Linked DNA regions of Homo sapiens: regions 1 and 2 are each linked to region 3. The links are chromatin contacts, found by Hi-C or POLR2A ChIA-PET in ENCODE. All regions are on one chromosome and are shown on one strand. Each heading gives the region's core, a stretch centred on a gene start or an enhancer-like site at or near the end of the contact. The rest is flanking DNA. Distances are from core to core; before and after follow the strand shown. Region 1 holds the start of LRRN3 (leucine rich repeat neuronal 3). Region 2 holds the start of FBXL13 (F-box and leucine rich repeat protein 13). Region 3 holds the start of HBP1 (HMG-box transcription factor 1).

Evidence for each region. Hi-C counts contacts between places; a loop is a spot of excess contacts on that map. ChIA-PET counts read pairs that join two places held with the same protein, here RNA polymerase II (POLR2A). Pooled maps may share reads with other maps.
Region 1: a pooled map shows a loop between it and region 3 (5-fold over the local background). The contact joins the promoter of LRRN3 here to the promoter of HBP1 in region 3. A Hi-C loop is called at or near these places in 2 of 168 maps with a recorded cell type or tissue (CD4-positive, alpha-beta memory T cell and naive thymus-derived CD4-positive, alpha-beta T cell) and 8 of 50 pooled maps. POLR2A ChIA-PET finds 5 or more read pairs at or near these places in 2 of 52 experiments (both activated T-cell).
Region 2: a pooled map shows a loop between it and region 3 (13-fold over the local background). The contact joins the promoter of FBXL13 here to the promoter of HBP1 in region 3. A Hi-C loop is called at or near these places in 1 of 37 single-sample maps with no recorded cell type and 10 of 50 pooled maps. POLR2A ChIA-PET finds 5 or more read pairs at or near these places in 1 of 52 experiments (CD4-positive, alpha-beta T cell).

The regions. Positions count from the first base shown.
Region 1 is chr7:111,089,681-111,093,114 of GRCh38, reverse strand. LRRN3 (leucine rich repeat neuronal 3) reads right to left here and starts at 1,988. Exons shown (of 3, transcript NM_001099658.2): 1 at 1,611-1,988. All of the region lies in intron 3 of IMMP2L (inner mitochondrial membrane peptidase subunit 2), which reads left to right.
Region 2 is chr7:103,073,376-103,077,117 of GRCh38, reverse strand. FBXL13 (F-box and leucine rich repeat protein 13) reads left to right here and starts at 2,322. Exons shown (of 21, transcript NM_001394494.2): 1 at 2,322-2,422. The coding sequence starts at 2,348. ARMC10 (armadillo repeat containing 10) reads right to left here and starts at 1,978. Exons shown (of 7, transcript NM_031905.5): 1 at 1,707-1,978; 2 at 1,237-1,341. The coding sequence starts at 1,845. RefSeq lists an enhancer at 1,232-1,281 and a silencer at 1,552-2,391.
Region 3 is chr7:107,167,489-107,171,386 of GRCh38, reverse strand. It overlaps HBP1 (HMG-box transcription factor 1), which reads right to left and starts at 2,384. Exons shown (of 11, transcript NM_012257.4): 1 at 2,202-2,384. RefSeq lists silencers at 1,685-1,904, 2,165-2,264, 2,283-2,856 and an enhancer at 2,575-2,734.

The DNA of each region.
Region 1 (3,434 bases), core at 739-3,238, 3.9 Mb before region 3:
TCATTTACAAAGGTCACTGGAATTAATTGACTTCTTATATTACATGTTGTAAACTGACTCATTTTTTTGACACATTTATGGGAAAGTGGCAGGATCTAAGTGGCTGGTTATTGTCTTTTTGCTTTGGCTTATATTACAAACTAGGAAACCAATAATAGCTCTGAAATCACAGTTGTGGAAAAAAATAACCCACAGTTTCAAAGAAGCTGACTCTGTTAACTGTGTGGTTAGTTGAACTAAAAGAAGGCAGGAGAGAGCTCCAGAAGATGAAATACAAATGCTAGGTTTCTTTTACTGTCTTTCCAGGACCCAGTAAAGAGGGCAGTGAATGTTTCCATGAATATCCTCAATTGGTGTTGTCTGTTTGAAAGCATATTCTAAGTAGCTGGCTTCCCTTTACAAGATTGGAAGTAAAAATTAACCCACACTGAATTCCATGAATCATCAATACATGGATGCTCATAGAGTTTACTGAGAGTAATTCTGTCTCAAAGGCATTGCTTCTGAAACTAAAGATGAGAAATATATCAGTAATATTTATGGTACCAGAGCACACTATTTTCTAGGTAGATATTTTGAACCTTTACTTCTATTTTTGTTTTCACATTATCCCCTTTTCACTAAATTAGGACGGTTCTACTCATATTCATAGCCTGCTTTCACTGAAATTAGAGGCAGAGAAACAAGGACATATTGTTAAAAATGAATAAATTAGAGCCGAATTAAGCCATCCAGCTCAACAACAGCAAAGGGAATATAGCAGTTGGTTAGAACAAACAATTTTCTTAAATAGGAAATGTACTTTAAAGCCATCCTGCTGTGATCCTGTTAATTACCAAAGATTAGAACTCTTCTGGTTCATGGGATCCTTTCACCTAGTGTGTGGCAGTTCCAGCTGCATTAGCAATCAGACATTTGCACTGTCCCTTCAGACCAGCGAGGGGATGTTATTAAAGGGAAGTCATTTACCCCAGTCCGTAAGATGTAGCCTGGCAGAAATTCAATAACTGTTTGTGATATGCTCATTCTGCTACTCTGCTTAGTGGTTTAGCTCTTAACATACAACAGCATTTGCCTTAATTTGCATCCACTGGATGAGACAAAATAAAAATGCCCCATTTGGTGGGTTGATTTCAAAACAGAGAATAATGTGTGATCTGCTTTTCACTACAAATAATGTGAAGAAAAAGGAAAATTGCACCCCATCACCCGTGACTCTCCTCTCCTCTCTGTCTCCTCTCTGTCTTCTCTCTTCCCCATCTCCTTCTCTCTCCCTCTCCTCCTCTCTTCTCCCCCACTGTTCCCTTCTCTTCTGTCTCCCTCCTTTTTCTCCTCCCCCCAACACTGCTTTTTCTCTCCCACTCACATCCTCTAATGGGCATTCAAGCTAGTAAAATGCATGTTGGAGAATCTCACAAACACAGCTAGGCACACACAGAGCCAGCTGGGTTTTGCATGTGAATTTCTTCTCAAAAGTGCAATAAAAGAAAAATGCTCTTAGAATTCAGACAAGAAGAAGACATCAAAGGAGGATTTAGGTGTAAAAACATGATCATCGAAGAGACAAGAAATAGAACGTATTTTAAAATATATGTGTATTTTAAACTTACCTTGAAAAGCAGTTTCAGTGCTAGCCCACCTCCGATGTCCTTGCGTGCTGGATTCCTCAGTTCCTTGGTTGAGATAATCACATGGTTGTGTTCTTGCCCGGTATAAATAGGTGCATTTGTGTGTCTGTGTAACAAAGTGTACAAAATATATACTATAGATATGCACACATGCACGCAATCTTATCTCTCTATTTTAAAATATAAAGGAAGGCAGGAGGCTGCAGCCGGGATTCCTTCTTTTTCCTGGAACTCTTTTTCTCAGTCGGCAGGCTGAGGCTCTCAATCCAGTGAAGAGAGATCCTGTGAGCTGGCTTTATTTTTCCTTGTTTCCATGGTGGTTAGTGGTGCATCGTTCACCCGATCAGTTGTCACACTGACATGGTGCTGCCTGCTCAGCGGTCATTAATAACTGAACACCCTCCACTCCCCAGAGAGGAGCCAATCGCTTCAGACAGCCAAGATGTAGCACTCGCAGCTGCTCCAGTCTGGTTGGCTGAAACAAACTGTCTGTTCTATGACACTGCTGCTTAGGATACAAATAAATGAAACAGGCTTGCATGTTTTCCTAGGTATCATTTTCCTTCTTTTTTTTCCTTTCTGAGGGAATGTTGGGAATTTTTGACAAGTTTTCTCAATTTTAGGTTATCAGTCATTCAGAGAAATATGTTTTCAGTCTGCAAATAGAGAGGACACACTACTGATAAGGATTTCCTAAATATTAAAAACACCTGGTAGAGACTCAAACCTCCAACTCCGTCTCTGAAGTTCAGCAATGACTGCATTATTTAAGAAGAGAAGCTTGCAACTGTTTTGAGTGGCATTTGGTTCTCTATAGATCCTACTTAATTTAGCATATGTGCTTGGTGTTCAATAACACTTTTTTTTTTTTTTTTTTAGCAATGACATTTCTTGTCTGGATTGACCAGATTTTTAAAATAAAGCATATATTTGCCTCTCTGTAATTCACAACATTGGCATTTGAGGGGGTACTTTTTAAAAATATGTATTTCTAATTATACTCACTGACTTCTCTTTATATGATGTAATAAATCTAGGAGCTACATATGAATGGGTACATGTGTAGGTGTGTTTGTGTATCTGTGAGTGTGTGTGTGTATTTAGGATGTATTTTTTACCACTCTGGGGAAATATTTCGATTGTAATAAGTTAAATTATTTAAAAGACTATCTTTATTCTTAGGCCTATTAACTCTGAAAGGATATTTCCCAGGAAAATATACTATATAAGCCATACATGTAAAACATTTTTATTAATTACCAGAAATTTGGAAAACACAGAAACACATAGCAGTGCATATTTCTGAAAGAACATACATGAAAAATCAAAAAGCAGTTTTAAAAATGCATGTTTTACAACCTTAATTAGTATACTAGAGAAACATCTTGTTGAGGAGAATGGAACATGAGGATTAATATATCAACAGGTCAAAAGCAGGCTAGTCATGACTCCAACCCCAGTTTTGAGAGACTACCCTCTAGTGGAGTAAAGAGAAATGGCACTTATTAGATTTACTTAGGAAAAAAAAAACAAAACCTTCACATCTAATTGCTCCTTAAGTGCTTATTGACATGACATAGAACAATAGTTTGCAGTTATTATAATAATAATAATACCAGGAAAAATTTTAAACAGTAGGCTTGTCTTTAAATACTGAATATTTTCACTCTGTAGTTTTCTAGAAACAGTTCCCAAATGTTTTTTTCTATAAGAATTTATTCAAATGAATCAAAATAAGTTCAAGATAAAAGTAGCATCTCATTTAACCTAATACTTATTTCAGAATATTATTGTAAGGTTTTATTA
Region 2 (3,742 bases), core at 1,073-3,572, 4.1 Mb after region 3:
GTTCAAATCAGCCTGGGCAACATGGTGAAAACTCATCTCCTAAAAAATTGGAAAAATTAGCCAGGTGTCGGTGTGCACCTGTAGTCCTAGTTACTTAGTGGGGTGAGGTGGGAGGAGCCCAGGGAAGTGGAGGCTGCAGCTGTGATTGCGCCGCTGCAGCTGTGATTGCGCCACTGCACCGAGCCTGGGTGACAGAGGGAGTCCCTGTCTGAAAACAAAACAAAACTCCTTTTTCTGCTTCTTTGATACAAATGTAAATCTTTTTGTTTGTTTTTTGTTTTTTGAGACAGAATCTTGCTCTGTCGCACAAGCTGGAGTGCAATGGTGCAATCTTGGCACACTGCAACCTCTGCCTCCTGGGTTCAAGTGATTCTCCTGCCTCAGCCTCCTGAGTAGCTGGGATTACAGGCACCCACCGCCAAGCCCGGCTAATTTTTGTATTTTTAGTAGAGATGGGGCTTCCCCATGTTGGTCAAGCTGGTCTTGAACTCCTGACCACATGATCCGCCTGCCTTGGCCTCCCAGAGTGCTGGGATTACAGGTGTGAGCCACCACACCCAGCCTGTAAATCTTTTTAAAAGTGAAATAAGCATTTGGCCAGTTTTACAGCCCAAGAAAGACTTTCTTAAAAGCTTTGGAGCCTACTGTTCGAAAGCGTACTCTTTGAAACCTACTCTTCCAGGAAGATAGATCCCCAATCTCCCCAACTCTGTGAGTTTTTAGCCTGGGCACCTGGTTCCACATCATAAAGATATTTTTATTTTTCCTCTGGATAAAGGCAATTAGATAACAACCACCCCAATTACCAGTAAATTCAGGATAAACTACATGTAGCAAATGGTACTGTCAAGTCCTCTTACCTAAGGACAAATTATTTTTTATCTTGAGAACACGTATGTAATATGAAATCGGTTCTATCTGTCCAGCTACATTTAAAGGAATTAGAATTCTTCCTGCTATCCCATTAGCAAATTGCCCGTGATGTGTGAGGCAATTTAGTTTGTGCTTATTCAACAATGAAGCTGTTTAGCTCTCTTCTACAATTGTGGACAGGAGTTTCTTGGATGGCAGATATGATATTTTAAATTATTTCCCTAACAGCTTCCATGATGTGAAACATGCCTTTGGAGGGTTTTAATGTACCGATCAACTTTTGGACAGAAACCGAATCATGCATTTGTCCGCTGGGAGGGTGTGTCTCGCGCAGACAACTGTTCCCATTTCCAAAACACACACCAGGCTGCGAGGTCTTGGACCACTGTGACTCCCAGGTACCTCCCGTCTGAGGCCGGGCCGAGCGCCCGCACAACTGACCCTCTGACGTCCCTTCTTCCAGGGCACCTGCAAGCAGAGATTGACCTATGGCTCTGGGCCCCTCAACAGCCCTTCCACAATCGGGAGAATCCCTTTAGTTACACAAAGGCCCGGAGCAAGCTTTAAAATGAGAGGCCATCAACAGGTTTTTAAGAAATCTAATCCTCCGCTGTGACGCGGAGCTCAGGCAGGAAAGCCAGGGCAAGTTTTCATACCAGTATAGTCAGCAAAGGGGCGGCGGGGGCGGCGCAGCACCCTGCACTCACACAAGTACTGCCTCTCCCTCTAGCTCGGCTCCTCATTTTACCCCGAGCACACGCAAGCCACCACCCCGGCCTGGGGAGCCCCCCTGCCCAGTCCCCGCCCACCTGCCGGAAACCCCGGGGTCCCACCTGCGGACTTCGAAGAGCGTATCCCGAGCTCGCGGTCGCCCCGCCGCCGACCCCGGGTCAGCCTGTAAATGCAGTAGCAGGCGCCCGCGCCGAGCAGCAGGCCCGCCGCCACCCAGCCCGCGCCCCGGGGGCCACCCATGCTGCCGCCGCGGCAGAGCCGCAGCGCCGGGCCAGGGCAGGAGGCTCGCGGGGGCCAGCGCGGAGGTCTCCAGCGCACGCGGGCCTAGCCGCCACAGCAAACGCCACCTGACCTGGATGTGGAGAAAGGAAATGGGGTCTGAGCTCCGCCTCCCGGAAACGGCCTAGCTCAAAGCCTATAACCGCCCACTCCAGCCCGGCGCGTCCCGGCGGCTTCTCCCAGGCGAGGCGGGGCGGTGCGGGGCGCTGCACACCGGGAGGGGGGGGTCGGACGGTGCGCCCCACGCGGAGACGCCGGGGCCCGCAACCCAGAGCCGAGCTTCCCGTCTCTTCCCCCGGGGCGTGAAGCAACCATTCCTCCCTCCCGCCCCTGGCAGCGGAGCGCGGGGCGGTGCCACGCCCAGCCCCGCCCCCTGGTTGCCGGGACAACGCCCGCACGCGCCCGGCCCCTAGTCCCAGCGCGGGGAGGGTACTATCGCAGCTTCTCCGTCAGGCCTTGGGCCATGGCCTCGCTACGCAATGCCAACCCGAGGCTGAAGAACTACTTCAAGGAGAACTACATTCCTCAGGTCTGCGAGGTACTGGACACGCGTGGCAGCGGACACAGACCGTCGGTGGGGAGTTAGAAGGGGGAGGAGTCAGGAAAGACTTCCCGGAGGAGGGACTAGGTTTCGGGATTGGGGAGGAGTGGAGGGAAGGCGGGGCAGAATGCGAGAAAGTGAAGTCAAATTCGGACTTGTAGGCGATCAGGGCTGAAGACGCTGATTAGAGAGAAAACAGAGGGTGATGGTGGCTGCACGTGGGGAATGGGTGACATCTCCCAGGGGGAATGAGCACAAGGCCCAGATCGGAAACCCCAAACTCAGATTTTAAGGTTTGGACAAGAAGTACCTGAGGAGTGGAGGAGTGAGAAAGAAGTGCCAGAGAGCCTGAGGAGGAAAATCAGCAGACTGGCATTATGAAGAATGTTGTCAGAAGTAGGGAGTAGGCACTAGTCACCTAAGATAAGGAGCTGGATTCTGCCCAAGGTGAGCCTGAGGTTTCCATGGAGCCGTGAGGGCAGAAAATAGATGGAGGTTAGCGGAGGGAAGAGTGGAAGCTGAGACCTTTGGTCAGTGTAGTCAGCCCTTTGTGAAGGTAAGGACCCTCTCAACCAGGATTGCCTTTAGACAACAGGAAGGACTGCCCTCCTACTGCCGTTATAAGAGTAGGGAAGGAAGACAGGAAGGGGATAGACATTAGGTTTTGTAGGTTTGGGGGTAGGAAGCTGAGAACATTTGCCTTTGTTGACCTCTTTTTTTCTCTACAAATAGTTGGTGAGATATTTACCAAGAATGTGCGTGTTTGAGTGGGGATGGGGATGTTGGTGCAGTAGGAGGTTCGAGCAAAGATACGTTATGTGGAGAATGAGGGAGAGAGATGTCTAGGGAAAGAAAGAGGAGGTCCTACCTGAGGGTAGTAACGCTCCTAGGCGGTTGGGAGGGCAATTTGGTAGAGACCCCCCACCCGTCTCTTTTTTGGATGGTAATTGAGAAATATTTATTAAGATGTTAAATACATGTACCCTTTAACCAAGCATTTCTACTTCTAGGGATCTACTTTAGAGAAATACTTGCACATGTGTTCAGGAGGATGTACAAGGATATTCATTATAACTTTGTTTCATAGTAAAAATAGTAAATGACCTAGAGTGACTAAGCGAATGAGGCATTATGTAGAATAAAGTATATCTGTACCTACTAAGAAGAAATGTCCTCCAAGACATATTATTATTATCATCATTATTATTGAGACACGGGGTGTTGGTCTGCCACCCAGGCTAGGGTGTAGTGGCTCCATCCTAGCTCACTGCAGCCTCAAACTCCTGGGCTCAATTGATCCTCCCACCTCATCCTCCC
Region 3 (3,898 bases), core at 1,135-3,634:
GAAGTTAAAATATAGTGGGCCGGGCACGGTGGCTCACACCTGTAATCCCAGCACTTTGGGAGGCCGAGGCGGGCAGATCACGAGGTCAGGAGATTGAGACCATCCTGCTCAAAATGGTGAAACCCCGTTTCTATTAAAAATACAAAAAAATTAGTTGAGAGTGGTGGCGCTCACCTGTAGTCCCAGCTACTCAGGAGGCTGAGGCAAGAGAATCGCTTGAACCCAGAAGGTGGAGGTTGCAGTGAGCCGAGATCGCACCCCTGCACTCCAGCCTGGCGACAGAGCGAGACTCCCTCTCAAAAAAAAAAAAAAATATATATATATATATATATATATATATTTATACATGTATATGTTATATATTTTATATATATACATGTATATGTTATATATTTTATATATATACATGTATGTTATATATTTTATATATATACATGTATATGTTATATATTTTATACATATACATATGTATATAGTGAAGAAAACAACTCTTACAGTGACAGTATCATGTTTGACGTCTGAGAGGTATGCCCTGTGAAGCACACAGGATAGCGGAGACATGTAGGTGGGCAATCCTGGGAGAAGGTACCCTTTTAACTAGGGTATGTAGTTAGGAGTTTGAGAAGTTAAGAAAGAGGAAGGGTTTTCGAGACAGAAAAGATAAGTAGGTTTACAAAACTAAGATGAAACTAGAAAGTGAAATCAAAACTTCATTCTATAATTTATCAGTAGAGAAAGCACAAACAATATTTTGCTTTAAAGTGGTTAAACGGCTCCTCAAAAGTATAACATAACCCAAAAACTTTAGGGAGTGGATTTAATTCTCAATATAATTCAAATTTCCTTGAAATTTTGTCAACTACTGTCTACCTTGCAAGAACTGAGTTTAACCAAGGCAACTGAACAGATGACCGACTCTACCACACTCATTTGCAAGATAAAGGAAAATAGCAAAAAAAAACCAAAAGTACAAGACATACATTGCAGATTTAGATCACTGTTAAATGACCAGAAAAGTATTTCCAATGTTAAAATTATTCTAATTCTCAAAAAGTACCTTTAATTTCAAAACCACTATTAGGAGTGCTTACGGCTATTCAGAGGGAAGTATTAATAAAGCTAAAGCCTCCATCCGAGCTGTTAGTAGGACTCCATCGCTTCCCAGTATGTATAACTCCTTTTCTAAGCCTCCTCTCGTCCTGGCATCAGTGGCACCATGAGCCAAAAACAAAACAAACAGAAAACTTGAGTATTACCTCGCTGTCAGTGCTCCTTCTAAAAACGACTGTAGCTGAAAACTCCCTAAGAATGAACTCGAGTGTAGAGTGCACAGCGGAGAGTGAAACACCCTAGACAGCACGCAGCATTTAAAGCTACAAAAACCTGGCTGTCCACTTCGCCTGGTTTGTTTTGTTTTGTTTCAATCGGCCTGCGGTGGCAGCATAGGTTGAAAGGCGGAGACTGGAATCGCCTGCCAAGCCTCCTCTTTGGGTCACACAGAGCGGTGCCTCCCGGTTCACGCCAAGTCCATCCCCCACCCTCTTTCGCCATTCATCGCGTTCCCCTCCCTTCCCCCCATCATGTGACCGCAGCCCGGACTCCGGGCTTGTTTTTCCCCTCGGCTCAGCCCCAGCGCGCAGGCGCCTGGGAGCCCATTCATTCGAACTGCGTAACAATGAGCCCCGGGGCCCAGCGGCTCCGCGAGCTCCTCAGCTCAGCCAGAATCCCCCTCAGTCCAGAAGGAGGCGGCGCCTCACTGGGGTCCCCCACCTCCGGCCAGCCCCCCACCCCTGGCCAAGCTCCGACCCTCCGCCCACAAACGGGGAGTTGAAGTCAAACTTTCCTGGGCAGCCCCGGCGCTGCGTCGGCCCCTTCCCCCGCCCTGGCCCGCCCCATCTCCACACCCGGCCCGGCCACCCACCGCGCGACCTGGCCCGGAACTTCGCCCTCCCCCTGCCTCCTCCCGGCCCCCGCCCGAGACCCCCTAGCGCCGCCGCCCCGAAGCCCAGGTGAGCTCGCGGGAGACGCTGCTCCGGTGGGCTCGCCGCGGGCACCAATCGAACGGTTAACTGCCCCCACCCCAAGGGCAACCCTCCGAGAAGAAGGAACGAGGACCCGAGCCCTCCAGTCTGCCCAATCCCCCGCGCTCCTGCCCCTCCCTTCCCCACCCCCACCTCTTCCCTAACTGAAAGACAACAAACCTGCCGCGAAGTGCCGGCAGCCCAGGCGCGGGCCGCTCCGGCCACGACAACACCACCAGCAGCTCTCGTACCCCCTCTCCGACCGACGTCGGCCTCCCCCGCGCGGGTTACTGCTCCCGCGGCAGCTCTTACTCCTCAACCGAAACTTTCCTACTTACCAAACCCGTCGCCATTACCAAGTCTTTCAAGCTTCGTCTTCCCCCTCCCCTCAACCCCCTGGGGGTTGAGCCCCGCCCAGCTCTTTCGCCCTCTTATTGGACTGCAGAACTGCCATTCGGTTCTTCCCCTTTCCCATTGGGTGGTACCGTGGTCCGTCTCGGGGGGCGGGCATGTATTGACTTTTGTGTTGTGTTTACTGGAGAAGATGGCATGTCAATCACAAGAGTAAGTGCTTCGGATTGGACTATTGCCGAGAGTCCGGGGACCCAAGCCAAACTTTGTCCCCGAAATGGATTGTGGGTTCGTAGTCTCAAGCCTTGGTCCTTGGCTGTGGGAGACTGCTGGCCGGGGAAGAGCTGGACTACGTATCCCAGAGGCGCTCGCACAGCGCAGTCTTGATAGTAAACAAGAGTCATAGGGACACGTGTATCAGCTCGTTTGTTTTGGTGTCTGGGACAAAAGGGAGGGGGCGGAGGAAGGGAGTGTTTTAAAGCTTGGGCCTCTTCTTTTCCTCCGGGCCTCTGCTAACACTTAGAGCGGCCCAAGCCTCTTGCAGCACCCAATCCGGGCCATAAACAGCCAGAGTTGCTCGCTGCTCAAGAGTTTGGCAGGAGGCCAGGGTATTGTTTTAGTGCGAGGGGAAGGAGATGACTGCACCAGCGGAAGTACTGCAGGCTAGCGAGGGACTTGATCACCCACAAATCACGGCCCCAGGCACGAAGGGGTCGAAAGTGATGCTGGGGGCTGCACTGGCAGTGGGAAGAACTAGAAGTCCTTTCTCTTGTGCCTTGCCTCACCACTCCCAGGACAGCAACTTGAGATTGCCTTGTCAGCTCTGTTCAGTTCACCTAAGTTTGTTGAGCCGCCACCTAAGTGCCAGGAAGAGTGAGGCTGGGGGATGGACTGTGAGCAAGCGAGAAGCTGGAGTCTAGAGAATTTACAAAGCGGGGGCGGGGGCGGGCGATTACGAAATTGAGGCAAGTTAAAGCGGCATTTTCCATACTGATTAGTATGCTCGTTGGTTAACGTAATACAAAGGGTGTAATGTATGACGTAAACTGATTTAATTTGTGAATCATTATCAGTAAGTTTCTCTGGTGAGTTTTATTAACCCTCTTTTCCTTCTAGACGTTTTCTCATTGATGAAAGAAACTGTCTTTCCACTTCATTTCCACTAGGAGTTCCTCAAGTTACGAATTCTCTGACTCACCAGAGACGCTTCCCTGCTTTATAGTTAACTTCTCTTTAAACATGGCTGTCCATTCACAGTCGGCTGCATCTAGTCAATAATTGGTGTCTTTACCATTCACATTACAAAGGCATGATTAAGCTTTTTCCCCCCTTTGAACCTTTAGTGTTTAATCATTTAAATTGTGCTTTAGATTTTCTAACTTTAGATCACTAAATATATGCTTAGAATTAAGATGAGGAAAACCTACATTAGTAAGAAATCTGTAAAAGCAAACCTTTGGACAGAGCCAGAAATCACACAGCTAGTTATTTCTTTAAAACCTCCTGCATTTCTTGGATTTTTAAAT